Regions from separate parts of the Homo sapiens genome. Here region 2 is linked to region 1. A link is an interaction called in ENCODE POLR2A ChIA-PET data of the cell type or tissue named here. Cell type or tissue: Panc1. All regions are shown on one strand. Each heading gives the region's core, and the rest is flanking DNA. Links, peaks and the distances in the headings are about the cores only.

Region 1 (16,732 bases), core at 3,312-11,311:
TGATTAGGATGTGGAGCAGCAAGAACTCATTTATCTCTAGTTAATGCAAAATGGTGCAGCCCCATGAAAAACAGCTGTGCTGCTGCTTATGAAACTCAACATACTCTAACTATATAATCCAGTAGTTATGTTTCTTAGTATTTACCCAAATGAGTTGAATACTTATGTCCACACAAAAACCTGCAGGTGGACCTTTATAGCAATTTCATTCACAATGGCCAAAACTTGGAAGCAACAAAGAGGTCGTTCAGTAGATGAATGGATGAACAAACTGGCACATCCTGACCATGGAGTATTCAGCACTTAAATAAAAAAGAGCTATCAAGCCATGAACAAGATATGAAAGGACCTTAAAAGTATGTTACTAAGTGAAATAAGCCAATCTGAAAAGGCTACATACTGTATGATTCCAACTATATGACATTCTGGAAAATGCAAAACTGTGGAGACAGTAAAAAGACTAGTGTAAAGTCTATTTTATAAGAAACCAGCACTTTCCTTCAAATGACACCATAAAAAGAGTGTAAAGACAAGCCACAGCGTAAAGAAGATATTTTTTCTGAGAAGAAACCTGTAAAAAAATGTTCAGTGTCATTAATGATTAAGGAAATACAAATTTAAGACGCCTCTCTTCAGTTTATACCCATTGTTTGACAAAGATTAAGGAGTTTGGATAAAACCAAGCGTTGGTGGAAATACAGATCACTAGGAAAGCTTAATAAGGAGGATGAGCACACACTTTGGAAAGTTTGACACCATTTTCTAATAAATCCATTAAGTATTGACAAAAATTACATATATTTAAATGAAAACAACTTTCAATAACTTAATGAGGAGGGCATTGTTTTCTATTTTTAATGTCTGGCTTCATTGAAGGCAACTGGATTTTCTTCTTCACGCATTCCATTAGTCAATATGGTAACTTGTTATCACATCATGTCGTCTCTGGCATACCTCACTGTACACTCTTGTTTGAGAGTCAAAAGTTAATTAATGTCTTAGTATTATTACGAAGTAATTTTGACCTCAGGGATCCTAGCAACCCTCAGGCCACATGTTGGAAATTGCTGTGATAGAAAGTAGGATACTAGAAATGAATGTTCACTGTGTTGTAGGTAGCAGTTGATATTTAAAGAGGAGATTGAAGAATGTCAGTTAAGTCAGGATCTGTGAAGAAAGCTTTTTTTTTTGATACTTTATCACTTTATCACCGAGGCTGGAGTGCAGTGGCACAATCTCTGCTCACCGCAACCTCTGCCTCCCAGGTTCAAGCAATTCTTCTGCCTCAGCCTCCTGAGTAGCTGGAACTACAGGCATGTGCCCCCATGCCCGGCTAATTTTTTGTATTTTCAGTAGAGACGAGGTTTCACTGTGTTAGCCAGGATGCTCTCAATCTCCTGACCTCGTGATCACCTGGCTCAGCCTCCCAAAGTGCTGGGATTACAGGTGTGAGCCACTGCGCCCGGCCAAGAAAGCTTCTACCATAAAACAGCTGTTTAAATCTCAACCTCAACAATTGTACTTTTCATCTTTGCTTCAGAAAATAAATATAACCAAAAAACTCCCTTTAGTCCTCCCTTCCCAGGGACAACTGTTACTAGGAATTGAATGCATATCCCTCTAATCTGGGGTTTTGCTATGGTTTTGTATTTTTACATAGATGTCTGTGTATCTTTGAATAGCATGTTAAAACTTATATAAACAGTTTCATAGCCTGTTTTCTTTACTATGTATTTCCAAATATTTTATATATAAATATAGTTAAATCTTTATGCAAGGCTATGAGGGGTACAAATCTTAAGTTTTTTTGTTAAAATTTTTTTCTGTTAATTTTGTTCTTTTTTCCTAAATGTATATTGCATTTTTTTCTTTCAGAATCATTGAAAAATGGCTCTGCTACAGGTGGTGGAAATAAAGTTTATTCTTTTCAGAATAGAAAACACTCTGAAAAGATGGCTAAATTAGGTATGTTGCTTTTCTGATTTCTATAACTATTACTCATCTTTCCTAAGGTAGATTTAACCACATTCCCCATGATTATTATACCACTACATTTCCTAAAAGAATGAAGAGAGATTCCCTATGGTTTAGGGAATAATGAGACGTTCCCTAAAAGAAGGATGTTATATTAAGCACAATTAAGTTCATTTGTTTTTTTCATGCTCAGATGTCTTCTGTTTTCAGCTAGATTATAAGCTTCTTGTAGTATGTGCACAGTCTTTGTTTTTCTTTAGTCCTCTCCAAAATATGTAGCTTAGTTTCTTTTTTTTTTTTTTTAAAGGTGGAGTCTCACTCTGTTGCCCAAGCTGGAGTGCAGTGGTGCAATCTCGGCTCACTGCAACCTCCACCTCCTGGGTTCAAGCAATTCTCCTGCCTCAGCCTCCTGAGTAGCTGAGACTACAGGTGTGCTCCACCACACCCGGCTAATTTTTTTGTATTTTTAGTAGAGAAGGGGTTTCACCATGTTGGCCAGGTTGGTCTCAAACTCCAAACCTCAAGTGATCCACCCACCTCGGCTTCCCAAAGTGCTGGGATTACAGGCATGAGTCACCATGCCCGGCCATAGCTTAGTTTCTTCACAAATTTTTTTGAAGTAACAAGTGAGAATCACATAGAGATATTCTGAATTGATTAATAAATAAGAGTTTTGCTGGGCATGGTTGCTCACGGCTGTAATCCCAGCACTTTGGGAAGCTGAGGCAGGAGGCAGGCAGATCCCTTGAGGTCAAGAGTTTGAGACCAGCCTGGCTAACATGGTAAAACCCCGTCTCTACTAAAAATACGAAAAATGAGCCAGGCGTGGTGGCACGTGCCTGTAGTCCTAGCTATCCAGGAGGCTGAGGCAGGAGAATCACTTGAACCTGGGAGGCAGAGGTTGCAGTGAGCCGAGATTGTGCCATTGCACTCCAGCCTGGGTGACAGAACAAGACTCCATCTCAAAAAACAAACAAACAAAAAAACCCAGAGTTTTACCCTGTATATGGAAAAATGTTGTTTATATTACAGAAAAATGCTTATATAAAGTTATTAGTAATGGTCTTCTAACATTTTTCTTACTTGAGTTACCACCTATACCAATTAACACTTCAGTTGCTGATTTTCAGAGAACTAAGCTGTAATAAATTACATATAACCTTAAAATTAAACTGTCAATTATTTTTCAAAATTCAGGCCAGGCATGGTAGCTCATGCCTGTAATCTCAGCACTTTGGGTGGCCAAGACAGGAGGATCGCTTGAGGCCAGTAGTTCAGTACCAGCCTGGGCAACATAGCGAAACCCTGTCTCTACAGAAAATTTAAAAATTAGGCTGGGTGCAGTGGCTCACGCCTGTAATCCCAGCACTTTGGGAGGCCGAGGCAGGTGGATCACAAGGTCAGAAGATCGAGACCATCCTGGCTAACACAGTGAAACCCCGTCTCTACTAAAAATACAAAAAAAAAAATTAGCCAGGCGTGGTGGCGGGCGACTGTAGTCCCAGCTACTCGGGAGGTTGAGGCAGGAGAATGGCGTGAACCCGGGAGGCGGAGCTTGCAGTGAGCCGAGATCGCGCCACTGCACTCCAGCCTGGGCGACAGAGCGAGACTCAGTCTCAAAAAAAAAAAGAAAATTAAAAAATTAGCCAGGCATGGTGGTACATGCCTATAGTCCCAGCTACTTGGGAGGCTGAAGCAGGAGGATGACTTGAGCCTAGGGGTTCAAGGTTGCAGTGAGCCATGATCACACCACTACACTCCAGCCTGGGTGACAGAGTGAAACCCTGTCTCAAAAAAACAAAAACAAAAAAATCAGATGGCACTGTATTTCGATCTTGTGGTATGAGGGGGTCATCATTTTTGAAAGCAGTAAGGAAGGGAAATAATATATGTGAAAGCACTTTGAAAATTATAAAGGTATATAAATACAAAGTTTGGAAATACCAAAAAGTCAGGAACAAAAGTATAATAATTATCCACCTGGTAAATGTAATAGTTGAAAAAGAGGGCTTATAACGTATAATTATAAAACACCTATGGATATTTCTTCAGTGGTTTGTTTTTATTCAATCACTGTAGCCAATGACACATGTAAACATTCAAGGTCAAGTAAAAATAAAATATGTTAAATGTTGACACTGATGAGGAATATATGAGAAGTAATTATAAAACCTGTATTTCTGAATATAAGTTAATCAGTTGCCAAAATCAGTTTAGTTTTTCTAAAATGTGTAACATTAAATACATTACTGATTTTGAACATAACATGGTACATACAATAATTTACATTAATTGATGTGTTTCTTAGTATTTATTATCTACATCAAGAAATTAAGTTTTTTTGGTTGGTCGCGGTGGCTCGCTCCTGTAATCCCAGCACTTTGGGAGGCCGAGGTAGGTGGATCACTTGAGGTCAGGAGTTCAAGACCAGCCTGGCCAACATGGTGAAACCCAGCTCTACTAAAAATACAAAAATTAGCTGGGTGTGGTGGCACACACCTGTAATTCTGGCTACCTGGGAGGCTGAGGCAGGAGAATCACTTGAACCCAGAACGTGGAGGTTGCAGTGAGCCAAGATTGCACCACTGCACTCCAGCCTGGGTGACAGAAAGAGACTCCATCTGAAAAAACAAGAAATTAAGTTTTTAAATCTATAAAAATGACTGAATCCTGTATAGGAGCACTGAGAAACCAGAGAAGAAATGCTGATGTAATAATTAGAAAGATAAAGTAGACAGCAAGACCAAAATGAAACCCTAGGACAATGGTGCAGGACAAAGAAATACCACTGGAGAAAGAGGAGAATTATTATTGTAAAGTGAAATAGAACTCACAGGAGTAATCAAGTAGTAGTTCTCCATTTGGAGAATTAGCATGCTCATAACTTAAAGATGATAATGTGTTGTATTTGTAAGCACTGCATAAAACTGGAATATTATCCTCATTCTGCGCATTTCTGTCATCATATCTGAAAGAAATACACATTTTAAAGTCATGAGAAGATAGTTTTATAGATATTTCGTCTTTATTATTATGACCATGAAATTTCAGGAACGCAGTTTAACAGACTGATCAGACTTTCTATAATCTTTGTTTAGTTATGATGCTCTTTAATGAATTTCATTGACTCATTAAGTATTGTTGCTAATTGTGTTTACATCTAAATATATCAGTAAAATAGAATGCCTTAATATTTAATAAATAACATGATCTGCCAGAAAATCATATGTTATTCTGAGTATAAATGATGATTTTGTCCAGGCATGGTAGCTCACACCTATAATCCCAACACTTTGAGAGGAAAAGGTAAGAGGATCACTTAAGCCCAGGAGTTTGAGACCAGCCCGTGCAACCTAGTGAGACCTTGTCTCTATAAAAAAAAATTAAAAAAAAAAATAGATTTTCATATAATTGGGCTAACCAAGATATAGGGCTAGAAATAGACTATAAGTTAGATAGGAAGGCTTTGTAAAATACAGAGAATGTATCTAGAGTAAGAAAATAAATGTAAACAAAAGAGCAAAAGTAGAAGTACCAGGTAGAGAAGAAAGTGAGGAGTTCAGTCAGGCTGGAGAAATAAATGGGTAAATTAAAAATAGATTGAGATCCAGCAATCCCACTACTAGATATATACCCAAAGGGTATGAAATGAGTATGTCGAAGAGATATCTGCACTCCCGTGTTCATTGCAGTATTATTTTGCAATATCCAGGATATGGAATCAAGCTAAATGTTCATCAACAGAGGAGCAGATAAATATAAATGAGGTAAAAGAAAATAAGTATCTTTTTAAAAAAATTAGAAAATAGATTGGTTAGATAGGACCAGATAATAGACTAATCTAAAGCTATCATTAGACAGAGACCAGTTTATTGTGTAAAATACAATACAGATGAATTAATAGAATAATGAATATAAAGATACAAAATTTATGCCCTATTTTTTTTTGCAAGCCCACAAATAATATCATAATTTTTTTTAAGGGTCTCACTGTATTGCCCCGGCTGGAACGTGTGGTGTAATCTTGGCTTGCTGCAACTTCCATGTCCTAGGCTCAAGCAATTTTCCTGCCTCAGCTTCCTTTCCTCAGTGTCCCTTTAGCTCGGGCTAAAGTCACACGCCACCACACCTGGCTAATTTTTCTATTCTTTTGTAGAGACAGGGTTTCTTCATGTTGCCCAGTCTGGTCTCGAACTCCTAGACTCAAGTGATCCACCCACCTCGGTCTCCCAAAGTGCTGGGATTATAGGCTTGAGCCACCATGTCCAGGTCTAATTTTCTATTAATAGAGTCAACAGCCATGCCATTACATTTCATTTAATATCATCAAAAACAAATATGACATAGGAGCAAGAAAAGAATAAAAACTGTACACATGCATTGAAAGTGTGCATGTAGATGATTAATACAGAGCAAAGGTCAGCCAGCTTTTTCTGTAAAGGGCCAGACAGTAAATATTTTCAGCTCTGTGAGCTAGACAGTCTCTGTTGTGACTACTGAACTTGGCTGTTGTAGCTGAAAAGCAGCCACAGACAATACGTATGGATGGTGTGGCTACATAAAGCTGTACTTAAAACAAGTGGAAAGGCTGGGTTTGGCCCCATAGACTTATAGCTTGCTGACCCCTGACATAAAGAAACACTGTAACTTTTTGCCATTCATAGTCATAACTAAACACAAAGTTATGTGTTAAATAGTGATTCACCGCTGGGCGTGGTGACTCATGCTTGTAATCTTAGCACTTTGAGAGGCCGAGGCGGGAGGAGAACTTGAGGCCAGGAGTTTGAAACCAGCCTGAGCAACATAGGAAGACCCAGTCTCTACAAAAATTTAAAAATTAGCTAGGCATAGTGGCGCACGCCTGTGGTCTCAGCTATTTGGGAGTTTGAGGTGGGAGGATTGCTTGGGCCCAGGAGGTCAAGGCTGCAGTGAGCCATGATCACGCCAGTGTACTCCTGGGCGACAGGTACTTGTACTAGGCATTGTGCCTGGTGCTTATTAGACATGTTGAGTCATCCAAGAGGTGTTGGAATGTCTGCCTATCTCTGTGTGCTCACAAAAATGACTATCTTAGCCGGGCGCGGTGGCTCACACCTGTAATCCCAGCACTTTGGGAGGCCAAGGCAGGCAGATCACGAGGTCAGGAGTTTGAGACTAGCCTGGCCAGCATGGTGAAACCCCCGCTCTACTAAAAATACAAAAAATTAGGTGGGCATGATGGCACACATGTGTAATCCCAGCTACTCAGGAGGCTGAGGCTGGATAACTGCTTGAACCTGGGAGGCAGAGGGTGCAGTGAGCTGAGATCGCACCACTGCACTCCAGCCTGGGCGACAGAGCAAGACTCTATCTCAAAAAAAAAGAGACTATCTTGTTCTTAATCCTCTTCAATTCTTCCTTTTTATTCTTTTCTCCCTGGCTCCTTTGTAGTTTAATAGTTATTTAAAATCAGGTGGAGCATTTTTATGTTTCAGTATAACACCAAAATGATCTCAGCTAAGTTGCTTTTGTTGCTTCTTTTCATATGAAGTTTTTTCCCTATCCTGTGAATCAGCCTTTAATCCAAAAATGACATAAAGAGAAGAGCAAGGACTGAGCCTTAAGTATGCCTAGAATGTTGAGGAGGCTGAGGACAGTGAAGAAGAGATGAAATAACCACAACCAGTAGCTTGGGAACCAGGATAATGTCATAAGACTCAAATGGAGGAATTAATATCAAGGGAAGATTAAAAAAAAAAAAAAAACTTAGTGAATCATATAGAAGACCGAAGGGATTAAGGAAGAAGAAGCAGCCAATTCATTTGTAGAGATTGTTATGAGTATTTTGGGTCAGTTTCAAGACTGGAGGATAAAAATGGGGGCAGGTTAGAAAGGTTTAGGAGCCAGTAAAATGGCTTTCACTTGTACAAATTTAACTACACCTTCTCCATTTAGAGAAAAAAAGCAAAAAAGCAGTTAATTTGGTATGTGCCCTTTTTCTCAGTGAACAGTGTCCCAGTGTGAGAGTTAACTTGGAAAAGGTAAATCTGTTTCTTCATTTGGGTTCATTTTCCACATGCCTCTCATGGTGTGAGTGTGAGAGCATCATTAAAGATAACACTTATATTTTTTTATTTAAAATGGCCTCTATTATAAGTGATTTGGTCTTTGGTCTTTAGAAAAAAAAAGCGAGAGAAAGAAAATTGTTAAAGTAAAAATAAAATGGCCCCTAAACAAAAGACCACTATTCCATTTATTCTCGGTTGAAGAAATGGCCATCTGTTCAACACTCTATTTTATGTATTATTTATATGTATTATAGACTTTTTGGCACAAAATAAACTGTTCACACTTTATGGAAGATTTAAAAGATTTTAAAGTATAATTTTAACTCTGCACAGTTTTCACTTGATTTTAGATCTCACTTTCTGGCCCTTCTTTCTCACCCCCCATCAAAGATGTGCCTCAACTATATATGGTAAGAAATGAAAGGAACATAAGTGGTTGATGGAGAGGAGAGTATGGTAATTAGAGAAAGCAGCAAGGTCAAAGTTAGTTATTTGTATTTTCTTTTAAAGAAATCTGTGGGTAATATGAAGGAAAATTTGAAGATTCTGGGAAGACAGCTAATAAAGGTGAAAGCAGTATTACTCCTAATATGGGTAGGATTATTTTTCTGATAAAAGTAACAGAGGTTTTTAAAGAATTTTTGTAAGCGTAATAAGGTTATTTCCCTCTTTATCTACTGTTGTCCTTTAAAAGGTTTTTATATATTTCTTTGTTTACAGCTTCAGAACTAGCAAAAACACCACAAAAAAGTGTTTCATTCAGTTTGAAGAATGATCCTGAGATTACGATAAACGTTCCTCAAAGTAGCAAGGGTAAGACATTACATTAGTTCTTTGAAAAGAATTTTCATAGTTGCTTCAAGATAGAGCATGTTACTTTTTTCCTTGTTTGTGAATTTTTATATATATTTTCTTCTTTTCTGAAAATTCATTCAACAAAATGCAATTAATATTTCAACTCATGTACCTTAGTATACCCGTGTTTAGCAGTCAGTAAGAGGGAAAAATATCTGTGCTAACTGAAGTTGTGCAAATTGACAGGGTTAACCAGAAATAGTCTTTAAGTCCTGTTGTCATGTGCTTGAGTTAGCCAATTATTTATAGAAGATTTGGCTTTGGGAAATACTATATGAAATAAGGCGTTTGGAGTTTGGAAGTCTTACAGATTGTGGAGCAGCTGTTTTTGAATGATCCATTCTAACTAGATTAAAAAGTGTACATTTCGTTGCTCTTTATTTATATTTTTGTTTTTGTTTTTGAACACCAATGTCACTTGCCGACATTTCTGTTTTTTTCATTTTTTAGAGACAGGGTCTCGCTATGTTGCCCAGGCTGAAGTGCATTGGCTATTCACAGGCACAATTACAGCACACTATTAAAGCCTTGAATTCCTGGGCTCAAGTGATCCTCTAGCCTCAGCCTCTCGTGTAACAGGGCCTATAAGCACACCGCATTGTGTCTGGCTCCATTGTACTTTTTTTTTTTTCTTTTTTTTTGAGAAGGAGTCTCGCTTTTCACCCAGGCTGGAGTGCTGGAGTGCTGGAGTGCAGTGGTGTGATCTTGGCTCATTGCAACCTCTGCCTTCTGGGTTCAAGCAATTCTCCTGCCTCAGACTCCTGAATAACTGGGATTACAGGTACCTGCCAACATGCCCAGCTAATTTTTGCATTTTTAGTAGAAATGGGGTTTCACCCTGTTGGTCAGGCTGTTTTCTAACTCCTGACCTCAAGCGATCCTCCTGCCTTGGCCTCCCAAAGTGCTGGGATTACGGGCGTGAGCCACCGCTCCTGGACAGTTGTACTTTTCAATAATCAAAATTTAAAAGGGCTCCGTTTTTCTTGTTAGAATGCTACAGAAATGCAGGAAGTAGCTGTTAAAAATGTGAGTAATCATGAAACTAATAGTGATAATCCTCCGGTGGAGATGGAATTAATTTATAATTCAGTAATAATGTGGTGGCTTCTATGTAGAAGCTGCAACTTTGCTTTTTTTTTTTTTTTTTAATTTTTAATTTTTTGAATAGACACAGGATCACGCTATGATGCTCAGGTTGGTCTTGAACTCCTGGCCTCAAGCAATCTTCCTGCCTTGCCTCCCAAAGTGCTGGGATTACAGATGTGAGCCACCATGCCTGGCAAACTTTACTTTTAATGAAACTAGACCACAATGAAAAGTGAAGTGTCCGTAGTAAGTCATGGCTTTTTGTTTCATTCTTTAGGCCATTCTGCTTCAGACAAGGTTCAACCGAAGGTAAGCAATTGACTAAAAAGCAAAAGCCTTAGTGTTACAAAGTAAGACATGATGAAAAATTGCCAGAAATTCAATGAAAAAATTGATCTCTTAATTTATATAGTGCTTTGTAATTTACAGATATTTGGCAGTTAAATACCTAACTTATAGGTGGAGAATTTGAGGTTCAGAGAGGTAAAGTGACTTGTGTGAGTTCACTTGACTAGGAAGGAGAACAGCTAGAAAATGAAGCCAGGCCTCCCAGACCCAACTGTTGTGCTTTTTCTGCTGTGTGTAGCTGGCCTGAAAATGTTTGGGGTTTTGCTTTTATGTATCATGTTCTGTTTCTTTTGCAGGGGGAAGAGGGCAGTGTTGTGCAGTTTGATCCCAAGATGCATTAGATCCATTACTCTATATTTTTATCTCCTCCTTTGTGGGGTTTTTTCTTTGTTTGTTTGTTTGTTTTTGAGACGGAGTCTTACTCTGTCGCCCAGGCTGGAGTGCAGTGGCGTGGTCTCGGCTCACTGCAACCTCCACCTTCCAGGTTCAAGTGATTCTTACACCTCAGCCTCCTGAGTAGCTGGGATTACAGGTGTGCACCACCACGCCTGGCTAATTTTTGTATTTTTAGTAGAGGCAAGGCTTCACCATGTTGGCCAGGCCGGTCTTGAACTCCTGACCTCAAGTGATCCATCCACCTGGGCCTCTCAAAGTACTGGGATTTCAGGTGTGAGCCACCACGCCTGGCCTCCTTTGTGTTTTTGTGGTATAATTTTCTCATTATGCCTTTTCAAGTGGTGAGTGTTCCATGAAAGGGCCATATATGCAAAGCATCCCCCAAATGCCAAAGGAGCCAAGAAACCAAAGGACAAGGCAGACAAGTTTAGTTTGTCTGTAAAGGGTATTTTATTAGAGACAGAAGCATGGTCTTGGGCAGCCACAAGACAGGTAGCTCTCTGCAGTGTTACTCCCCAGACCCACGGCTTACCTACCATAAGGAAAGGGTATACATGTTCCAGCAAGATAATTAAAGGCAACCCTCTTTAATTGTCAAGAGGGCAAGAATGCTATATGCATTGTAGCCAGTAATTTGTGTGATAATATCAAGGTTGACATGTTCTTTCACAGAAGGCAGTACATAAAGTAGGAATCAGGAGGCATTCATGAGACTGGGGCTAATCAGAAGTTAACGTGATGGATTAGCATCCAAGATGGAGTAACTTTTGTCTCCACAGTCAGTATAGACATTTAAGGCCATGGTTATGGCCTGTGCAGGAATGTCCTATTTAGACAAGTCTAGGTATGGGATTAGACATGCCAGACTTTCATTTGTCTTTAATAATGCTTTTTTCTTATGTCTTGTGTGTTCTATCACTATAAAAGGAAAAAAACTCATTGCCATAATCTAATCAAGAATTTAGATTATTCTTTCTCAAGTTATAGATTATAACCCATTAGAAGATATTGTCAACTCTCCCAAAAAACCAGAAAAACCTGTTGATGAAACAAAGCTACCTATCACAATAAGAGACAACATCGTTGTGACAGAATCTTAGTGTACTGTCTTAGAAAAGCAAGTTCAAGAGAAAATATGTATCGGGCTTGGGGATCCTGGGCTCAAGTGGCTTAAAGCAGGTTTTTCAAAATGGTAAACTGATTGGGATTGGGCAAAGTTAGGGACATGATATTTTAGGATTGGTAGACACAGTGAAGATCGTGTCTTAAAGTGTATCTTGATAACTAAACTGTTGATAAGATAAGCTGTTTGCCCTAGGAGTAATCTGTTGTCCTGATAGGGAGAACAGTTTGCCCAAATGAGCAAACTGTCAAGAGAGATTAGTTTGCAGAAATGTTCTATAGCAAGTAGGAAAAAATTATTTATTAGTCTTGTCTTTTTGAGCAGGAATTTTCTGCAGTGGTTATTTTGACACAGGTGTTGTGAATTCTCAGACTTAAGCTGTGTAGATATATATAAGTTATCTCAATACTCAATCTTGAAATCAGTTTAATAGGACATAAACTGCATTTTTAACAAATGAAGTAGAACAGAATTTTAAATTTCTGTTTTATAATTTTTTTTAGTTATATATACACGTGTACTGGGTCAAGATGACAAAATGTAAAAATTTTTGAGGATCTTGATCAAAAAATTTGAGACATACTGTAATTCCATTGGTAAGGGATTAGCTCAGTTATTAGAGTACTATTCTTTTTTTTTTTTTTTCCCCCTGAGGAAGAGTTTCATTGTGTTGTCCAGGCTGGAGTCCAATAACGTGATCTCGGCTCACCGCAACCTCCACCTCCCAGGTTCAAGCAGTTGTCCTGCCTCAACCTCTCGAGTAGCTGGGATTACAGGCATGCACCAGCACGCCCGGCTAATTTTGTATTTTTAGTAGAGACGGGATTTCTCCATGTTGGTCAGGCTGGTCTCAAACTCCCGACCTCAGGTGATCTGCCCGCCTTGGCCTCCCAAAATGCTGGGATTACACAGGCATGAGCCACTGTGCCCGGCCTAGAGTACTATTCTTAAAATCAAATCAGATTTTAATGACACCAGCAATCTATCACAAGACAATAAACTTAAATTTTTTTGTCATATTGTCATGTTGACAAAATCACAGGGTACTTTAACTTTTTTATCAGTACTATTAGAAATTTACAGGTATATAACAGTGGATGTTTTAATGTGCTAACAATTTATGGTATTAAAGTATTCTATAAAAAAACAGACTTTGTACTCCTACAAAAAGTTACAATTTTTTAAATACAGAAAGTAAGAAAGTGTAAATCTCTCCTTCTCTCCTCAAAGAATGTAATACTTTAACACCAGTAAATTTCTAGCACATTAAAAGGCCCATTGCCATATACATAGGGGTGCCCGTTCCCTTTCATACTTATGATTGCTACATAATACTATCTTTTAAAAAAATACTCCATTGGGCCGGGCGCTGTGGCTCACACCCATAATCCCAGTACTTTGGGAGGTTAAGGTGGGCGGTTCACTTGAGGTCAGGAGTTTTGAGACCAGCCTGGCCAACATGGTGAGACCCTGTCTCTGCTAAAAATACAAAAATTAGCTGGGTGTGGTGGCACGTGCCTATAATCACAGCTACTTGGGAGTCTGAGGCAGGAGAATGGTTTGAACCCATTTGTCATAATCTTCTAGTTCTAGGAACTAAGCTCATCTAGTTCTAATGCAGTCTATTGAAAGCAAAATATTTTTCTTTTTTTCTAGCCTCTTTCACTCAGATCAGTCATTAATTTCCATGTTATTATTTAATGCTTTTTCTATTTCTAAACAGAACAATGACAAAAGTGAATTTCTGTCAACAGCACCTCGTAGTCTAAGAAAAAGATTAATAGGTACGTATTTGTTTTTACATGACTTTTTATAAAAAGTAGCATCTAAACAAGAGGCAATAATAGTTAAGTATATAGGTTCTAGACTTAGACTGCTTGGTGTTTTGAATCTTTGGCTTTTAGTTGCAACACTTAGCACCATGTCTTTCACATTGTAGTCAGTGTATATTGAAGTCAGCTAAAAGGTCTTTCCAATGAAATAACATGCCTTTTAATTGTTTTGAGACAGTTTGGAAATTATTCTATTGATTTATTTGGAAATTTTATAATGAAATAATATTAAATATTCATAGTTGTACTGAATGCTAAACAAAGTCAAGTAAACAGACATGGCTTCTGCCTTCTAGGAAATTAAAAATCGTTTCAGATTTTTGAATATTGAACTTTGAGGCAAATGACTGGACCTTTATATATCAGGAAGATGTCAACACCTTTCATAATGTTGACCCTTGACAATAATAGTATTAGTCAACATTGTTAAATTCAGCCTAACATCAGGGCTTCATACTTCATAGCCCTTTCTTTTCAAGGTATGGATTTCATAGAGTTGTTAAAACTGTATTTTTAATCACCATAAAATTGGTAATGCTAAATGATTTGGTATATTAAAGCAGTAAAAGATCTGTATAGTTGTGATTGTTATTTCATGTCAACTATATCCCATGTCTTATGTTTTCTCCTCATCCCAAATATGGGTTGTTTTTTAGAGAGAAGGTGAACTTCCCTCTTCCTTCTTAATCACCACAAAACATATATACCTACATGGAGGAAGCATACATGTAAAGAAGGTAGAGATACTTTCTGGTACCTGCCACCACTTCTAACTGTGCATGTACCACGAGCAGCAGTCAATGCACACCTGAATCTGCTGAGCTATATATGCCCACAAAATCAAGCCTTTTTTTTTCTTTTTTTTTTTAATATCTACATTTGTTACATGCTGACTTGGGATAATCCTCTGCAGTATATCTGTTGTTCAGAATAAATATGCTGATTTGTTTAAGTTTTTTCACTCATATTTTGGAAGTTAGCTTTTAAAAACAGTTTTATGCCTGTTTAGTGTGAAACTGGCTTTATTCTTATTTGATAAATGTAAAACTAGCTATATTATTTCTGGGGAGTTGTAGGGATGAGGTTGTGGTTTGTTTAAAAAGACAATTCTTGAATCAACTCTGGGATGGTGTATGTGTATGTATTAGTAATAATTATAATCATAAGTACCATTTATTGAGTGCTATATTAGTTAGTATGACGTTTTCAGTAGGCAGCAACAGAAAATTCTATAATGGTAGTTTAAGCCATAGACATTTAAGTATCTCACATCAAAACAAGTATGGAGATGCAAGTTCCATGGTTGATGTGACTTAACAGTATCATTAAGGACCCAGATTCTTCCTATCTTTTACTCTGCCACCAGCATTTTTCATCTTTAGGTTTGATACTTCATATTGCAAAATGGCTTTCATAGCTTTAAACGATGGGTATAAATAGGGGCTTTTCTTCCGTAATTGAGGAAAATCCTTCTCAGAAGCTGCCAGCTATTTTCCCTCAATTCACTGGTCAAGGGGTCACATAGTCAACCATAGTTGGAGCAGAGGCTGGGAAAGCAGGTACCTTGAAGAGGAAAAAGGCAGTTACCATGATTCATCCCCTAGGATGGGGCATATTGCCATATTTTGCAAAATTGGAGTTCTGTTAGCAAGGAAGAGGGAAGGAGAACGGTGTTAGGTATGATTAACAATTTCTATCACAGTTCCTGTGTGTCAGGAATTATTAGTGGCTTTATATACATTTCAATGTAATCTTCCTAATGGTTTATTAAACTATGTACTATTAATTTGATAAATAAACTGGTGCTGAGAGAATTTGTTAATTAGCTCTGGTGAAATCATGAGCAGGTAATGACAAAACCAGAATTCAGACTCTTACTACAGAGCCCCCACTCTTTGCTTTACCCCACAATGCCTCTCTTGTCAAACCATGAAATTGTCCAAATTGCTATTTTTCCCCCCACAGTTCCAAGGTCTCATTCTGACAGTGAAAGCGAATATTCTGCTTCCAACTCAGAGGATGATGAAGGGGTTGCACAGGAACATGAAGAGGACACTAATGCAGTCATATTCAGCCAAAAGATTCAAGCTCAGAATAGAGTAGTTTCAGCTCCTGTTGGCAAAGAAACACCTTCTAAGAGAATGAAAAGAGATAAAACAGTAAGTGAAGAGAGAGACTTTAACCTTAAAGAAAAATTGTGTAATATTTCAAAGATAGGCTACCCTAAGAGATCCACATCTCTCAAAATAATATTTTTTCTTCACTTTTCTATATTTTCTCAGCCTTCCACATAAATTCCCACATATATTTGTTTCTACTTCTGGGCTTTCTTTTCTGGCCTGTCTACATATTCATGAATTAATACCATAGTATATGCTAAATAGTATATGCTAAAAGTGACATCTCAATTCCACTGTATAAAAATGAACTTTTTAGGCTGGGCACAGTGGCTCATGCCTGTAATCCCAGCACTTTGGGAGGCCAAGGCGGGTGGATCACCTGAGGTCAGGAGTTCGAGACCAGCCTGGCCAACATGGTGAAACCCTGTCTCTACTAAAAACACAAAAATTAGCCAGGTGTGGTGATGTGTGCCTGTAATCCCAGCTACGCGGGAGGCTGAAGCAGGAGAATTGCTGGAACCCAGGAGGCAGAGGCTGTAGTGAGCCGAGATCATGCCATTGTACTAGCCTGGGCAATAAGAACGAAACTCCGTCTCAAAAATAAATAAATAAATTTTTAAATAAGCTATGGGATTAGAATAAAAAATAACAAAAATAAAAAATGAACTTTTAAGTAAATATTGATTGGACAATTGGAGGCATGAGTTCTCAGTGTATCTTGTTTTTGTACCATTGTCAATGTATTCAAGTCAGTGTAATGAATGATGTGGCTAGGGACCCATGTTGAGTCATTTGGAAGAACATTGCAGGCACCTTGGTTTTAGAAAAGGCTAATTATCCTGGTGCTCTGTCTAAAGGTTCAGAGCAATTGAGGAGCCTACTGCTTAAATAGCTTTCTGTCCCTTCCTTACCACCCTAGAGTTTAGTCCTGCCCAAAATCAGAAGAACAAA
Region 2 (16,732 bases), core at 4,951-12,950, 97 kb before region 1:
GTGGCTCACGCCTGTAATCCCAGCACTTTGGCAGGCTGAGGCAGGAGGATTGCCTGAGCCCAGGAGTTCAAGACCTGCCTGGGCAATATGGTGAGACGCTATCTCTATTTAATTTTAAATTTAAAAAATAAAAAAGAAATGTAATTTTAATTTTCCAGGTAGTTGGTGTTTTTCTAGGTTTTTCTTTATTATTTTTGTTATTGTTGTTAATGATTTGTAGCTTATTTTTGTTGTGGTTAGAAACCATACTTTGCATGCCATCATCTTTTTTGAAGTATGTTGAAACTTCTCTTGTGGCTGACTATGCAGGGAGTCTTTGAAAAGAATTCAAATTTTTGCCAGGTGCGGTGGCTTACGCCTGTAATCTCAGCACTTTGGAAGGCCAAGGCGGGTGGATCACGAGGTCAGAGGATCGAGACCACCCTGGCCAACGTGGTGAAACCCCGTCTCTACTAAAAATTAAAAAAAAAAAAAAACCGGGGTGGTGGCACGCGCCTGTATTCCCAGCTACTCGGGGGGCTGAGGCAGGAGAATCTTTTGAACCCCGGGAGGCGGAGGTTGCAGTGAGCCAAGATCGCGCCAGTGCACTCCAGCCTGGGCGATAGAGCGAGACTCCGTCTCAAAAAAAAAGAAAAGAAAAAAGAAAAGAATTCAAATTGTGTAGTTGCTAGTTACAGTGTTCTGTATTAGTCATTTTGGTTGGTTGTTAATTGCACCATTCAGATCTTACTGATTTTTGGTTGCTTTTTCTGTCAATTTGCTGAGAGAGATGTGGGTCTCCAACTATTATTATGGCTTTATCTTTTTCTCCTTTTAATTCTGCAAATTTTTGCTTTATGTTTTTGTTTTCTTTTTTTTTTTTTTTAAGACAGAGTCTTACTCAGTTGCCAAGGTGGGAGTGCAGTGGTATGATCATGGCCTACTGCAGCCTTGACCTCCTGGGCTCAAGTGATCCTCCCAGCCTCCCAAGTAGCTGGGACTACAGGCACACACCACCACACCCTGGTTGTTGTTTTTTTGTTTGTTTGTTTGTTTGTTTTGTAGATAATGGGTTTCGCCATGTTGCCCAGACTGGTCTTGAACTCCTGAGCTCAAGCCTCCCAAAATGCTGTAATCATAGGCTTGAGCCGCCATGCCCTGCTGCTTTATGTATTTTGAGGTTACTGGGTACATATAAGTTTATGATTGTGGTACCTTCCTGTTGGATTGATCCCTTCATTAATATTACTTTAATCTCTAATAATCATCCTTGCCATAAATTCTAAATCTTTCTCTGAAATTAGTGTGTCTTTTTTAAGGACTGTGCTTCTTGTTTAATCCAGTCTGACAAAATTCGTCTTTTACTAGAAGAATTTTTTCTACATCGGGGTATCTACTCTTTTGGCTTCCCTGGGTCATACTGGAAGCAGAAGAATTGTCTTGGGCCATACATAAAATACACTAACACGAATGATAGCTGATGAGCTTAAAAAAAAAAAAAAATTGCAAAAAAAATTGCAAAAAAAAAATCTCATCATGTTTTAAGAAAGTTTACAAATTTGTGTCGGGCCATATTCAAAGCCCTCCCTGGGCTGTGAGTTGGACAAGCTTGGTCTATATACTGTAATATAATTATTAATATAGTTGGGTTTATATGTATAATCTTACTGTCATTTGCTATTTGTCCCATCTGGTTTTTTTTCCTATTTCTTGCCTGCTTTTAGATTAAATATTATATTTTCCTTCTAACTTGTTTGATATATGTATATAATTTTGTTGTAATGGTTATCCTAGAAATTACAACTTCCTTCTTTAACTTTTTACAGTATAATACAAACTATTACTATTACTAGTGTCACACAACTGCTAAAATCTTAGAACCTTTAAACCTTATAAGGCATTTCAGTTACTGTTTTGAACTGTCACTATTAACATTTCCTTATACTGTTTACCCCGATATATATATTTTTTATGCCCCAGAACTGAGCGGATGATATTGTTTATTTCTTCCTACATTTCCATGTTTATGATTTAGGATAATTTCCTTCTGTCTGAATAATTCCTTTTAAGTTTCTTTTAGTACAGGCTTGAAGGTGAGATTTTTTTTTTTTTTTTTTTTGCAAATTTTAAAATTTCACCTTTATTTTTGAAGGATAGTTTTGCTGGGCATAGTATTCTAGATTAGCAGTTATTTTCTCTTTGGCCCTTTAACAGTGTTATTCTATTATATTTTGGCTTCTGTTGTTTCTGTTGAGAAATTTGTGAGTCTTACTGTTTTTTGAAGAGCAACTCTTTTTTTTTTCCTATGGCTGCTTTTTTATGATTTTTTTCTCCATCCTTACTTCTTCCCTTCCTTCTCTAGTTTACGGCATCCTGGGTAGAATTTTCTTTTAATATGTCCTGCTTGGTGTTGGCAGAGCGTTCTGAATTTCTAGATTGATTTCTGTCATCAGTTTTTGAAAACTCCCAGTTATTCTTTCTTAGAATATTGCATTTATCAATTTATCTACTTTTCTAGGACTTCTGTTTTATATGTGTGTGTGTATATATATATATATATATATGAGAACTGTGACACACACACACACATTAGACATTGTGAGTGTGCATCACATTTCTCTTAAACCTCTCCCTCTCCTCCTTTCACTACTTTCCCTTTCCCCTTCCTCTCTCTTCCATTCTTTTCCCTTTATGCTTCAGTTTGGGTATTTTTTTATTGATTTGTCTTCTAGTTTACTCATCCTGTATTCTGCTGTGTCTCATTTGCTCTAAGACCAATATATTAAATTCTTCAGATTATGAGACTGATGTGCTGCCGGCTGCACTGAGAGGGCTCTATATTGAGTTCTTAATTTCACATATTGTATTTTTCGGTTCTAGAGTGCTTATTTAATTATTTTTGTAGTTCCTAATCCATTAGTGAAATGTTGCATCTTCAGCAGTTTTGTACATTTCCCCTTCTATTTTCTATTAATCAGGATTACTTTAAATAATTGTCCTTGTGTGTTAACTTCATTTTACAATTATCTGTGAGTCTGATTCTCTTGTCTAGTTTTCTCTTAATTATTGGTCACTTTTTTTATCCCTTTGTATTTTTAGTAATTTTTAAATTGTGTGCCAGACTTTGTATATGAAAGAACCATAGAGGTGCTATGCAGTGTTCCCAGTAGGGATCACATTTTTCTCTGTTGCACAAATTGGTAAGGACCTAATTACCTTCAACCAGACAGGGATTGAGCTATTTTAGGGTTGTCTTAAAGTTTAATAAACTCATTGTTCTTGTCATTTGGCCTTTTTCTTTGTCACTTTTTAAACTGAGAGTCTACTGAGTATCTATCTCCTTGGCCCTGAAGTCTGTGGGAGATTTGTCTCTGTAGAGATTCCCCACATAGCCATTCTGCCTATAGACTGCTTCAAAAATTTGGCAGTCATCTTGGTGGTTGTGGTTCAAAATTCCCAAGGTACAAAAAGAGAGTCTTTCCCACCCTATTTCCATGATATCAAGTGCCCCTTCTCAAAGTACTACCAGTCTCTTTTGTGTCTTTCCAGAGATACTCCCTTAGCCCTTTTCAAGTTCTTCCCCCCCACTGCAGAACCTTCTCATAAAACAAAACTCACATGTGAAAGCCCAGTGTATGAGATAAAGTGTCAGCTGCTGTGGTGGAGTAGGGGGTCCTGACACATCTTCAGTTAAAATAATTCTAAGAGAATTTTATCACAGTATTCTTTGTATCAAAGAAAGGTAGAGCATAATGTAGTCAGCAAACACATGAAAATAGTTATTACTTTCTAAGAAAAGTCTCCATTTTAGCAATTTGAAAATGATTCTGACAAAATCTTTTAATGTGTTTTTCTGCCAAAAATTCAGTAAGAGCATTTTTTGTGTTCTTTTCTAAAAAAGATAAGTTTTTCAGTTATGTGAAACCCATCCAAAATAATTTTGTAGCTTATGATACTTATTATTTAAGCTTGGTTTTATACTGCATATTACGATTTTAATGAGGGTATTTTTAAAATGATTGTGTGTTTGTGTGTCTGTGTATGAGAGAGAGAGAAAGAAAAATCACTGTAACATGTTTCAAAAGAGTCATAGAATTTTTGTCTGGAAGGGACTTAATTTTACAAATAATGCAAGTGAGGCTCCAGATAATTTAAGTAATCTACTCAAGGTCTTATAGATAATTAATGGCAAATTTGAAATTAAAATTCAGACTTTCTGTCTTCAAAATAATGCTTTTTAATTAGGTTTGATAAAGGTATACAAGTATGCTAGTTATTACAGAAATGTTTTGGATCTATAATTATTTCTTAAAATTAGATAAGCTATATTGTAAATGCCTATCAAAACTGTTCTTTGTATTACATTCTTGAGAATATTACCTCAATATTTCAGTTTTCTATTTTTATTTTTTATAGAATTGGAAAATATTTAACTCTTAACAAATGAATTCCCCACTTGAACTCTGCCGAATTCCTGTGCCACCTCCTCCTTTAGAAAACTGATCTTAATACAGGTAAAATTAAGACTTTAACTTTTTAAAGGATAAAGAATAAATTTTCTATATCATTAGACATGTTAGCATTTTTGGTAATCTTTGCTGGATAGCTTCTATTTATTGAGCAGTTTTACCTAACATAATGACATCTTAATTATTGCCTTTGAATTCTATTTTGAAAGTTTTTCCCTTTTATAAATGTGTTTTTTAAAAACCTTTCTGTTATCTAAACTTTATTGAAGAATTGAATTTACTCAGCATAATTGCATTATCCGGCTACATCTAGATCGATGCTGTCCAATAGAACTTCTTTGATGATGGCTATATTCTATATCTGTGCCGTCCAATATAGGAGACTCTAGCCACAAGTAGCTTCCTATTTTAGTCAGTGCAGCTCTGGGCTTTGCCTTAGGAAATTTGGTAATTATACTAATAGTATGTCTTAAATGCCTAAGTTTTAGACTTACACCTTGAAATATCTTCATAGTTGTTGGTCAAGTTTGAAAATTAGCAGTAGCAAAACCATCACTGGCTATTTCATATGTTGTCCTGATAATTGTATAGCTTGGTTTATCCCATAATTTTGATCCACAAGAAACCTTTGAGAGCACTTACCACAGTTAGTTTTGCTCACTGTTGTATCTTTAACATTTTACTTGGTACCTAGCATGTAATTGGTATTCACAGTGCATATTAGTTGAAAGAATGGATGAATAATCTCTGTACTATAAAGGAAAAAAATGCCTCCTAAATTGTTCAAACCATTAAATAATTATATTGATAATATTTCTATAATAATAATAGTAGCAAGCATCCATTGAAGACTTATGTTGTACAGTCACTGTTCTAAGTAAGACCTTACGTGTGTTGATTTATCAGATCTTTAAAAATAAACCTTTGTCATAGCGACATGCATTATTCTCATTTTATAAGTAAGGAATTTGAAGACAGAGATTACTTAAGTAGCTTTCCCAAGGACACATATTATTGTACTTAGAGAGCTTGGACAAAAACTGTGAGTTTTCTTCCCTGCAAGTAGTTCTTTACCTTCTTCAGATCACATTCCAGCAGCTTATTATTTTGTTCATTATGTTGTAGTTAGGGCTTGCTAATAAAGGTTGCCATTACCATCTCTGGTACAGTGGTGCACACTTGTAATCCTAGCTCTAATCCCAAGGCGGGAGGATTGCTTGGGGCCAGGAGTTCAAAACCAGCCTGGGCAATGTAGCAAGAACTCATCTCTAAATAATGGTAATACTATTAATAATAAAAAGGTCATCATTGTCATAGTTATCATAAAGATAGTCATTTTCTGTGATAGCCTCTTTGTTATACATTCTGGAACTAAGGCAGTATGGATCTGAATTAAGCTGCATGCTGGAATATCAGCTTGAGTTCTTTTAAGTATAGTTTTTACCAGGTGATGTAATATACAGTAGGAGAAATGATCTTCAGAATTTTATATTTTATGGTTAGATAAACAGAAAGGTTGCAAGTCCAGGCACTGTAGCGTATGCTGTAATCTCAGCTATTCAGGAGGCTGAGGTGGGAGGATTGTTTGAGCCCAGGAGTTCAAGACCAGCTGGGGCAAGATAGCGAGACCCCATCTCAAAAAATAAAAGATAGCTTGCAGTCTATTTGTAGCTGTGCTCTGTAGATATCTCTATGTACTAAGAGTGCTGTGCCTGGTTAGAAAATACATGTTTGGCCAGGCGCGGTGGCTCACACCTGTAATCCCAGCACTTTGGGAGGCTGAGGCGGGTGGATCACGAGGTCAGGAGATCGAGACCATCCTGGCTAGCACAGTGAATCCCTGTCTCTACTAAAAATACAAAAAATTAGCCAGGCATGGTGGCAGGCGCCTGTAGTCCCAGGTACTCGGGAGGCTGAGGCAGGAGAATGGCGTGAACCTGGGAGACGGAGCTTGCAGTGAGCTGAGATCACGCCACTGCACTCTAGCCTAGGCAACAGAGTGAGACTCTGTCTCAAAAAAAAAAAAAAGAAAAAAAGAAAATATATGTTTACAGAATTTCTCTGTAACCAGTACTATTCTATTTTTCTTTCTTTTTTTTTTTTTTTTTAGTATTTATTGATCATTCTTGGGTGTTTCTCGGAGAGGAGGATTTGGCAGGGTCATAGGACAATAGTGGAGGGAAGGTCAGCAGATAAACATGTGAACAAAGGTCTCTGGTTTTCCTAGGCAGAGGGCCCTGCCACCTTCCGCAGTGTTTGTGTCCCTGGGTAGTTGAGATTAGGGAGTGGTGATGACTCTTAAGGAGTATTCTGCCTTCAAGCATCTGTTTAACAAAGCACAACTTGCACCGCCCTTAATCCATTTAACCCTTAGTGGACACAGCTCATGTTTCAGAGAGCACGGGGTTGGGGGTAAGGTTATAGATTAACAGCATCCCAAGGCAGAAGAATTTTTCCTAGTACAGAACGAAATGGAGTCTCCTATGTCTACTTCTTTCTACACAGACACAATAACAGTCTGATCTCTCTTTTCCCCACATTTCCCCCTTTTCTATTCCACAAAACCGCCATTGTCATCATGGCCCATTCTCAATGAGCTGTTGGGTACACCTCCCAGACGGGGTGGCGGCCGGGCAGAGGGGCTCCTCACTTCCCAGACGGGGCGGCCGGGCAGAGGGGCCCCCCCACCTCCCAGACGGGGTGGCGGCCGGGCAGAGGGGCTCCCCACTTCCCAGACTGGGTGGCTGGGCAGAGGCGCCCCCCACCTCCCAGACGGGGCGGCGGGCGGGGGCTGCCCCCCACCTCCCGGACGGGGCGGCTGGCCGGGCGGGGGCTGCCCCCCAGCTCCCGGACTGGGCGGCTGCCGGGCGGAGACGCTCCTCACTTCCCGGATGGGGCGGCTGCCAGGCGGAGGGGCTCCCCCAGACGGGGCGGCTGCTGGGCGGATGGGCTCCTCACTTCTCAGACGGGGCGGCTGGTCAGAGACGCTCCTCACCTCCCAGACGGGGTGGCGGCGGGGCAGAGACACTCCTCAGTTCCCAGACGGGGTCGCGGCGGGGCAGAGGCACTCTTCACATCTCAGACGGGGCGGTGGGGCAGAGGTGCTCCCCACATCCCAGATGATGGGCGGCCGGGCAGAGACGCTCCTCACTTCCTAGATGGGGTGGCGGCCGGGCAGAGGCTGCAATCTCAGCACTTTGGGAGGCCAAGGCAGGCGGCTGGGAGGTGTAGGTTGTAGCGATCCGAGATCACGCCACTGCACTCCAGCCTGGGCAACATTGAGCATTGAGTGAGCGAGACTCCGTCTGCAATCCCGGCACCTCGGGAGGCCGAGGCTGGCAGACCACTCGCGGTCAGGAGCTGGAGACCAGCCCGGCCAACACGGCGAAACCCTGTCTCCACCAAAAAATACGAAAACCAGTCAGGTGTGGCGGCATGTGCCTGCAATCCCAGGCACTTGGCAGTCTGAGGCAGGAGAATCAGGCAGGGAGGCTGCAGTGAGCCGAGATGGCGGCAGTACAGTCCAGCCTCGGCTCGGCATCAGAGGGAGACTGTGCAAAGGGGAGAGGAGGACCGTGCAAAGGGGAGGGGGAGGGGGAGAGAGACTATTCTATTTTTCAAATGAAGGTACTAAAATATATTTTTAGGATTTTAGAGTTGGAAAATAACTAATCATTGTAGGAAACTGAAGCCCAAAGGGTTTAAATGAGTTGTCTGAGGACATATAAACAGTATGGTTCATTGACTATATATATGTTTTTTAAGTACCCGTCTTACATCCAGAAATCATAGTATCTTTGTTAGCTTTGAATGCATAGTAGTGAGCAATGCAAAAATGTACCCTGTTCTCTTGGAATTTACAATCCAGTGGGGAGATGGACAATTAGTAAGTAATGAGGTCTGATAAAGAAGTTACAAACCCCGAAGTTCTAGGCAGGAAATAAATCTTGTGTTGGAATGGAAAATACTGGGGAATGGAAGAAGAGCTGCTATTTACATAAAGTGGTTCAGAAAGGCTGCTGAGACTTACAAGATCAGAAGGAGCCAGCCACTTAAGTAGCAGGAGCAGGACAGCATTCTAGGCTGGAACAGCCTGCACAGATGTGCTGGAGTTAAGGTGCACGTAAAGCTGTAGAGAAACTCAAAGGAGAGTATGGCCAGAACATAGAAAGCTGTGGGGAGAGTAGTATGAACCATAAGACAGGGACCAGATTGCATAGTGCCTTTTTCAATCATAGATTTCAAAATTATGGCATTAGATTCAAATCTGAGTTCTGCCACTTAAACTGTGTTACCTTGTATAGGTCACACACCCATTTACACTTTAATTTTCTTATCTATTAGATGAGAATAACAAGCTACTTCATAGGACATAGTATCATGGAGATTATATAATGCTTATAGCAAACACTTATGTAATGTTTATCTTGTGATAAGAACTGTTCTAAGTATACAAAAACTATATGAAGTAGGTACCGCTATTCCCAGTTTTGAAATGAGGGACAGCGGGTTTGAGTATAGCTAGTAAGAGGGTACAAGGGTTTAAACATAGCTAGTAAGTGACCTTAACCTTAGGCAACCTTGCTCCAGGGTTTGTGATCAAAATGTGATCCTCAGGATCCTTTAAGGGGGTCCATAAGGTCAAAACTATTTTTCATATTAATATAAAGACAGTATTTGCCATCTTCACTGTCATTCTGTCATAAATATACAGTGAGGTTTTTCTGCAACAGATTGAATGCAGAAGCAATTATGAGGCTGGGCACAGTGGCTCACGCCTGTAATCACAGCGTTTTGGGAGGCTGAGGCAGGTGGATCACTTGAGGTCAGGAGTCCGAGACCAGCCTGGCCAACATGGTGAAACCCCATCTGTACTAAAAATAAAAAAATTAGCCGGATATGGTGGTGCATGCCTGTGATCCCAGCTACTCGGAGGCTGAGGCAGAATTGCTTGAATCTGGGAGGTGGAGGTTGCAGTGAGCTGAGATTTTGCCACTGCACTCCAGCCTGGGCAACAGAGACTTTGTCTCAAAAAAATGAACAAACAAAAAAAAATTATGAGATTCACAAAAAAAAAAAAACAAAAGCAATAACAACAAAATGCTATTCTCAATTTGTTTTTGTTTTAGAAGAACATAATTTTCACCTTAAAATGTTAACATGTAATAGGCTTATTTTCAAATGAATTAATAAATGAACTTTTTTAATGAAAGAAATTCTGAGGCCAAAAAAAGCTGAGAACTGCTGCTGTACACCACTACATTGTGCCACCTGTTGTTAAATCAGATAAAATATAGGAAACACCTGGTACCATGTTTATACTTAATAGGCTCGCTAGTAATTTATTTCCTCACTTTTTTTTTTTTTTTGAGACAGAGTCTCACTCTGTCGCCAGGCTAGAGTGCAGTGGCGCGGTCTCGGCTCACTGCAACCTCTGCCTCCTGGGTTCAAGCAATTCTCTGCCCCAGCCTCCCAAGTAGCTGGGATTACAGGCATCCACCACCACGCCTGGCTAATTGTTTGTATTTTTAGTAGAGACGGGGTTTCACCGTGTTGGCCAGGATGGTCTCGATCTCCTGACCTTGTGATCTGCCCACCTCGGCCTCCCAAAGTGCTGGGATTACAGGCGTGAGCCACTGTGCCCAGCCTATTTCCTCACTTTTAAGACACATTTTTTTTTCACATTTTGATATTTTTAGAAATTGAGGTGTGACTTGTCTGAAGAAACTTTTCAGCGACCAGCCAAGTAAATTGTGAAGTAGTAGTAGTCATCTATACTTGGTATTTCTAGAATTTAACTTTATGTATTCTTTTATTCAGTTAGTTGGTATTAGCGGCACCATGTGGGGTTGAAATATTAATTGGATTTGTGTCCCTAATTGTTGTTTAAAATATCTGCTGTATATCACTGTATGATACAGCTTTGAAATGAACAATTATCTCAGTAGAAGATTGCCTGACCGAAAAAAAGACAACAAAATTGCCAAATCATTCAGTCTCTTATATCAAACCTTGGCAAGGTTAGTGTTACTAATTCATGCATCTGGGACAACATCTACTTGTCAAAAATTTCTGGACGATATTTGAAGAAGGTATTTAACTTCCATTTGGTATTTAGTTTTCCAAGTAAAATTATAAAGTTTAACTTAGAAAACAGAAATCTCAGGTTTTGTTATGGCCAGAAATAACACTGTCAGTGCTGAAGGTGCTCAAAATCAACAGATGATTGGATGCCTGCTATATGCCTGTCACTTGGGATACAGTGCCTGTCCCTGTAAAGTACAGATTCCAGTAGAAAAGACAGACATTAAGTAAACAAATAACGTTAATTACAGATTATGCTAAATGCTATGAAGAAAATGGGCAGAGTAATGGGGTTGGAGGGAGGAGGAAGGTAGAGGTAGCTGATTAAAGTATATAGGGAAAGGTTCTATAAGGAGGTGATACATGAACTGAGTCTATTCCAGCCATATACAGAGCTGGGAGAGAATGCCAGGTGTCAGGTACAAAGACCAAAGGTGGCCAGAAACATAAAGGATAATTTTTAAAAAGTGGCATGTGGTTCTGTGGAAGACCTTATACGCTTGTCTTTTAGTTAAGCTTTTTTTTTTTAATCAACAATTTGCAAGTCTTTTTCTTTTTTTTAATTATACTTTAAGTTTTAGAGTACATGTGCACAACATGCAGGTTTGTTACGTATGTATACATGTGCCATGTTGGTGTACTGCACCCACTAACTCATCATTTAACATTAGGTATATCTCCTAATGCTATCCCTCCCCTCTCCCCCTACCCCACAACAGGCCCCGGTGTGTGATGTTCCCCTTCCTGTGTCGATGTGTTTTCATTGTTCCAATTCCCACCTATGAGTGAGAACATGTGGTGTTTGGTTTTTTGTCCTTGCGATAGTTTGCTGAGAATGATGGTTTCCAGCTTCTTCCATGTCCCTACAAAGGACATGAACTCATCCTTTTTTATGGCTGCATAGTATTCCATAGTGTATATGTGCCACATTTTCTTAATCTAGTCTATCATTGATGGACATTTGGGTTGGTTCCAAGTCTTTGCTGTTGTGAATAGTGCCGCAGTAAACATACATGTGAATGTGTCTTTATAGCAGCATGGTTTATATTCCTTTGGGTATATACCCAGCAATAGGATGGCTGGGTCAAATGGTATTTCTAGTTCTAGATCCCTGAGGAATCGCCACACTGACTTCCACAATGGTTGAACTAGTTTACAGTCCCACCAACAGTGTAAAAGTGTTCCTATTTCTCCACATCCTCTCCAGTACCTGTTGTTTCCTGACTTTGTAATGATCGCCATTCTAACTGGTGTAAGATGGTATCTCATTGTGGTTTTGATTTGCATTACTCTGATGGCCAGTGATGATGAGCATTTTTTCATGTGTCTTTTGGCTGCATAAATGTCTTCTTTTGAGAAGTGTCTGTTCATATTCTTTGCCCACTTTTTGATGGGGTTGTTTGTTTTTTTCTTGTAAATTTGTTTGAGTTCATTGTAGATTCTGGATATTAGCCCTTTGTCAGATGGGAAGATTGCAAAAATTTTCTCTCATTCTGTAGGTTGCCTGTTCACTCTGATGGTAGTTTCTTTTGCTGTGCAGAAGCTCTTTAGTTTAATTAGATCCCATTTGTCAATTTTGGCTTTTGTTGCCATTACTTTTGGTGTTTTAGACATGAAGTCCTTGCCCATGCCTATGTCCTGAATGGTATTGCCTAGGTTTTCTTCTAGGGTTTTTATGGTTTTAGGTCTAACATTTAAGTCTTTAATCCATCTTGAATTAATTTTTGTATAAGGTATAAGGAAGGCATCCAGATTCAGCTTTCTACTTATGGCTAGCCAGTTTTCCCAGCACCATTTATTAAATAAAGAATCCTTTCCCCATTTCTTGTTTTTGTCAGGTTTGTCAAAGATCAGATAGTTGTAGATATGTGGCATTATTTCTGAGGGCTCTGTTCTGTTCCATTGGTCTATATCTCTCTTTTGGTACCAGTACCATGCTGTTTTGGTTACTGTAGCCTTGTAGTATAGTTTGAAGTCAGGTAGTGTGATGCCTCCAGCTTTGTTCTTTTGGCTTAGGATTGACTTGGCAATGCGGGCTCTTTTTTGGTTCCATGTGAACTTTAAAGTAGTTTTTTCCAATTCTGTGAAGAAGGTCATTGGTAGCTTGATGGGGATGGCAATGAATGTATAAATTACCTTGGGCAGTATGGCCATTTTCACGATATTGATTCTTCCTACCCATGAGCATGGAATGTTCTTCCATTTTTTTATGCCCTCTTTTATTTCATTGAGCAGTGGTTTGTAGTTCTTGAAGAAGTCCTTCACATGTCTTGTAAGTTGGATTCCTAGATATTTTATTCTCTTTGAAGCAATTGTGAATGGGAGTTCACTCATGATTTGGCTCTGTTTGTCTGTTATTGGTGTATAAGAATGCTTGTGATTTTTGCACATTGATTTTGTATCCTGAGACTTTGCTGAAGTTGCTTATCAGCTTAAGGAGATTTTGGGCAGAGACGATGGGGTTTTCTAGATATACAATCATGTCATCTGCAAACAGGGACAATTTGACTTCCTCTTTTCCTAGTTGAATACCCTTTATTTCTTTCTCTTGCCTGATTGCCCTGGCCAGAACTTCCAACACTATGTTGAATAGGAGTGGTGAGAGAGGGCATCCCTATCTTGTGCCAGTTTTCAAAGGGAATGCTTCCAGTTTTTGTCCATTCAGTATGATATTGGCTGTGGGTTTGTCATAGATAGCTCTTATTATTTTGAGATATGTTCCATCAGTATCTAATTTATTGAGAGTTTTTAGCATGAAGGGTTGTTGAATTTTGTCAAAGGCCTTTTCTGCATCTATTGAGATAATCATGTGGTTTTTGTCTTTGGTTCTGTTTATATGCTGGATTACTTTTATTGATTTGCGTTTGTTGAACCAGCCTTGCATCCCAGGGATGAAGCCCACTTGATCATGGTGGATAAGCTTTTTGATGTGTTGCTGGATTCGGTTTGCCAGTATTTTATTGAGGATTTTTGCATTGATGTTCACATCAGGGATATTGGTCTAAAATTTTCTTTTTTTGTTGTGTCTCTGCCAGGCTTTGGTATCAGGATGATGCTGGCCTCATAAAATGAGTTAGGGAGGATTCCCTCTTTTTCTGTTGATTGGAATAGTTTTAGAAGGAATGGTACCAGCTCCTCCTTATACCTCTGGTAGAATTTGGCTGTGAATCCATTTAGTCCTGGACTCTTTTTGATTGGTAAGCTATTAATTATTGCCTCAATTTCAGAGCCTGTTATTGGTCAATTCAGAGATTCAGCTTCTTCCTGGTTTAGTCTTGGGAGGGTATATGTGTCCAGGAATTTATCCATTTCTTCTAGATTTTCTAGTTTGTTTGTGTAGAGGTGTTTATAATATTCTCTGATGGTAGTTTGTATTTCTGTGGGATCGGTGGTGATATCCCCTTTATCATTTTTTATTGCATCTATTTGGAGGCACCCCCCCAGTAGGGACAGACTGACACCTCACACGGCCGGGTACTCCTCTGAGACAAAACTTCCAGAGGAACGATCAGGCAGCAACATTTGCTGTTCACCAATATCCGCTGTTCTGCAGCCTCCACTGCTGATATCCAGGCAAACAGGGTCTGGAGTGGACCTCCGGCAAACTCCAACAGACCTGCAGCTGAGGGTCCTGACTATTAGAAGGAAAATTAACTAACAGAAAGGACATCCACACCAAAACCCCATCTGAACGTCACCATCATCAAAGACCAAAGGTAGATAAAACCACAAAGATGGGGAAAAAACAGAGCAGAAAAACTGAAAATTCTAAAAATCAGAGCACCTCTCCTCCTCCAAAGGAACGCAGCTCCTCACCAGCAATGGAACAAAGCTGGACGGAGAATGACTTTGATGAGTTGAGAGAAGAAGGCTTCAGACGATCAGACTACTCCGAGCTAAAGGAGGAAGTTCGAACCCGTGGCAAAGAAGTTAAAAACCTTGAAAAAAGATTAGATGAATGGCTAACTAGAATAACCAATGCAGAGAAGTCCTTAAAGGACCTGATGGAGCTGAAAACCACGGCACGAGAACGACGTGACGAATGCACAAGCCTCAGTAGCCGATTCAATCAACTGGAAGAAAGGGTATCAGTGATGGAAGATGAAATGAATGAAATGAAGCGAAAAGAGAAGTTTAGAGAAAAAAGAATAAAAAGAAACGAACAAAGCCTCCAAGAAATATGGGACTATATGAAAAGACCAAATCTACGTCTGATTGGTGTACCTGAAAGTGACGGGGAGAATGGAACCAAGTTGGAAAACACTCTGCAGGAGATTATCCAGGAGAACTTCCCCAATCTAGCAAGGCAGGCCAACATTCAAATTCAGGAAATACAGAGAACGCCACAAAGATACTCCTCAAGAGGAGCAACTCCAAGACACATAATTGTCAGATTCACCAAAGTTGAAATGAAGGAAAAAATGTGAAGGACAGCCAGAGAGAAAGGTCGGGTTGCCCACAAAGGGAAGCCCATCAGACTAACAGCGGATCTCTCAGCAGAAACTCTACAAGCCAGAAGAGAGTGGGGGCCAATATTCAACATTCTTAAAGAAAAGAATTTTCAACCCAGAATTTCATATCCAGCCAAACTAAGCTTCATAAGTGAAGGAGAAATAAAATACAGACAAGCGAATGCTGAGAGATTTTGTCACCACCAGGCCTGCCCTAAAAGAGCTCCTGAAGGAAGCAGTAAACATGGAAAGGAACAACCGGTACCAGCCACTGCAAAAACATGCCAAATTGTAAAGACCATTGAGGCTAGGAAGAAACTGCATCAACTAACGAGCAAAATAACCAGCTAACATCATAATGACAGGATCAAATTCACACATAACAATATTAACCTTAAATGTAAATGGGCTAAATCCTCCAATTAAAAGACATAGACTGGCAAATTGGATAAAGAGTCAAGACCCATCAGTGTGCTGTATTCAGGAGACCCATCTCATGTGCAGAGACACACATAGGCTCAAAATAAAGGGATGGAGGAAGATCTACCCAGCAAATGGAAAACAAAAAAAAGCAGGGGTTGCAATCCTAGTTTCTGATAAAACAGACTTTAAACCAACAAAGATCAGAAGAGACAAAGAAGGCCATTACATAATGGTAAAGGGATCAATTCAACAAGAAGAGCTAACTATCCTAAATATATATGCACCCAAAACAGAAGCACCCAGATTTAGTTAAGCTTTTTGTTTTCTTTTTCATAAAATATTATTTCATATTGTCTTTTAAAGTACTTAATAAATTACTGTCTTAAAACTAGTAGTATTTTTATAGAGTTGGGAAATATGTGTTATGATTATAATTAATACCACTATATTTCTCTATTTAAAGGTATTTCATTTTTAGTCATTTTTTTAAGTGGTATGGGTGGAAACTATAGATATTTAATGTGCTAAATTTGTGGTTATAGGAAAGATCAAATAGGAATTTAAAATAGTAATTTAGCCTGGAGATGGTACTTTTTTTTTTTTTTTAAACTAGAGGATGGTCATCAGGATTACTTGAGGGACTTTTCCAAAATAAATATTCTGGACCCTATATCAGACAGGGATTCTGATAAAGTATATATCAAATTAAAAGATTTGTGTTGCTTTTTAAAAAGTATTTGGCTTGGCTGGGTGCAGTGGCTCATGCCTGTAATTTCAGCACTTTGAGAGGCCGAGATGGGAAGAGTGCTTGAGCCCAGGAGTGAGACCAATCTGGGCAACATAGGAAAACCCGCTCTCTATATACAACAAAAAAAATTGGGCTGGGTGCCGTCGCTTACACCTGTAATCCCAGCACTTTGGGAGGCCGAGGCGGGCAGATCACGAGGTCAGGAGATCGAGACCATACCGGCTAACATGGTGAAACCCCATCTCTACTAAAAATACAAAAAAATTAGCCGGGCGTGGTGGCGGGCGCCTGTAGTCCCAGCTACTTGGGAGGCTGAGGCAGGAGAATGGCGTGAACCCGGGAGGCGGAGCTTGCAGTGAGCCGAGATCGCGCCACTGCACTCCAGTCTGGGCGATAGAGGGAGACTCCGTCTCAAAAAATAAAATAAAATAAAATAAAATAAAATAAAATAAAATAAAATAAATTAGCCAAGCATGGTGGCACATGCCTATAGTACCAGCTACTTAGGGGGCTGAGGTGTGAAGATTGCTTGAGCCTGGAAAGTCAAGGCTGTGAGGCTGCAGTGAGCCCTGATTGTG

What was found. ChIA-PET counts read pairs that join two places held together with the same protein. Peaks named below come from ENCODE experiments on the same cell type or tissue, not always from the same donor. Only the 100,000 strongest peaks of a DNase experiment are listed, where the experiment ranks them.
Region 2: POLR2A ChIA-PET joins it to region 1 with 11 read pairs; 6 of 35 experiments call an interaction of 5 or more read pairs at or near these places.

What each region holds. Positions count from the first base shown.
Region 1 is chr2:200,934,787-200,951,518 of GRCh38, reverse strand. It overlaps ORC2 (origin recognition complex subunit 2), which reads left to right. Exons shown (of 18, transcript NM_006190.5): 5 at 1,876-1,965; 6 at 8,742-8,834; 7 at 10,240-10,271; 8 at 13,553-13,613; 9 at 15,627-15,820. Among named protein-coding and RNA genes, the nearest start is that of ORC2, 21 kb to the left of the region's middle. RefSeq lists an enhancer at 15,910-16,411. In Panc1, for the core only: no CTCF peak of the experiment used is centred there; a DNase peak (open chromatin) is centred at 6,548; H3K27ac peaks cover 1,243 bases.
Region 2 is chr2:201,033,257-201,049,988 of GRCh38, reverse strand. It overlaps HYCC2 (hyccin PI4KA lipid kinase complex subunit 2), which reads left to right. Exons shown (of 13, transcript NM_001321623.1): 2 at 4,396-4,493. Among named protein-coding and RNA genes, the nearest start is that of HYCC2, 30 kb to the left of the region's middle. RefSeq lists enhancers at 6,297-6,809, 6,810-7,321. In Panc1, for the core only: no CTCF peak of the experiment used is centred there; no DNase peak of the experiment used is centred there.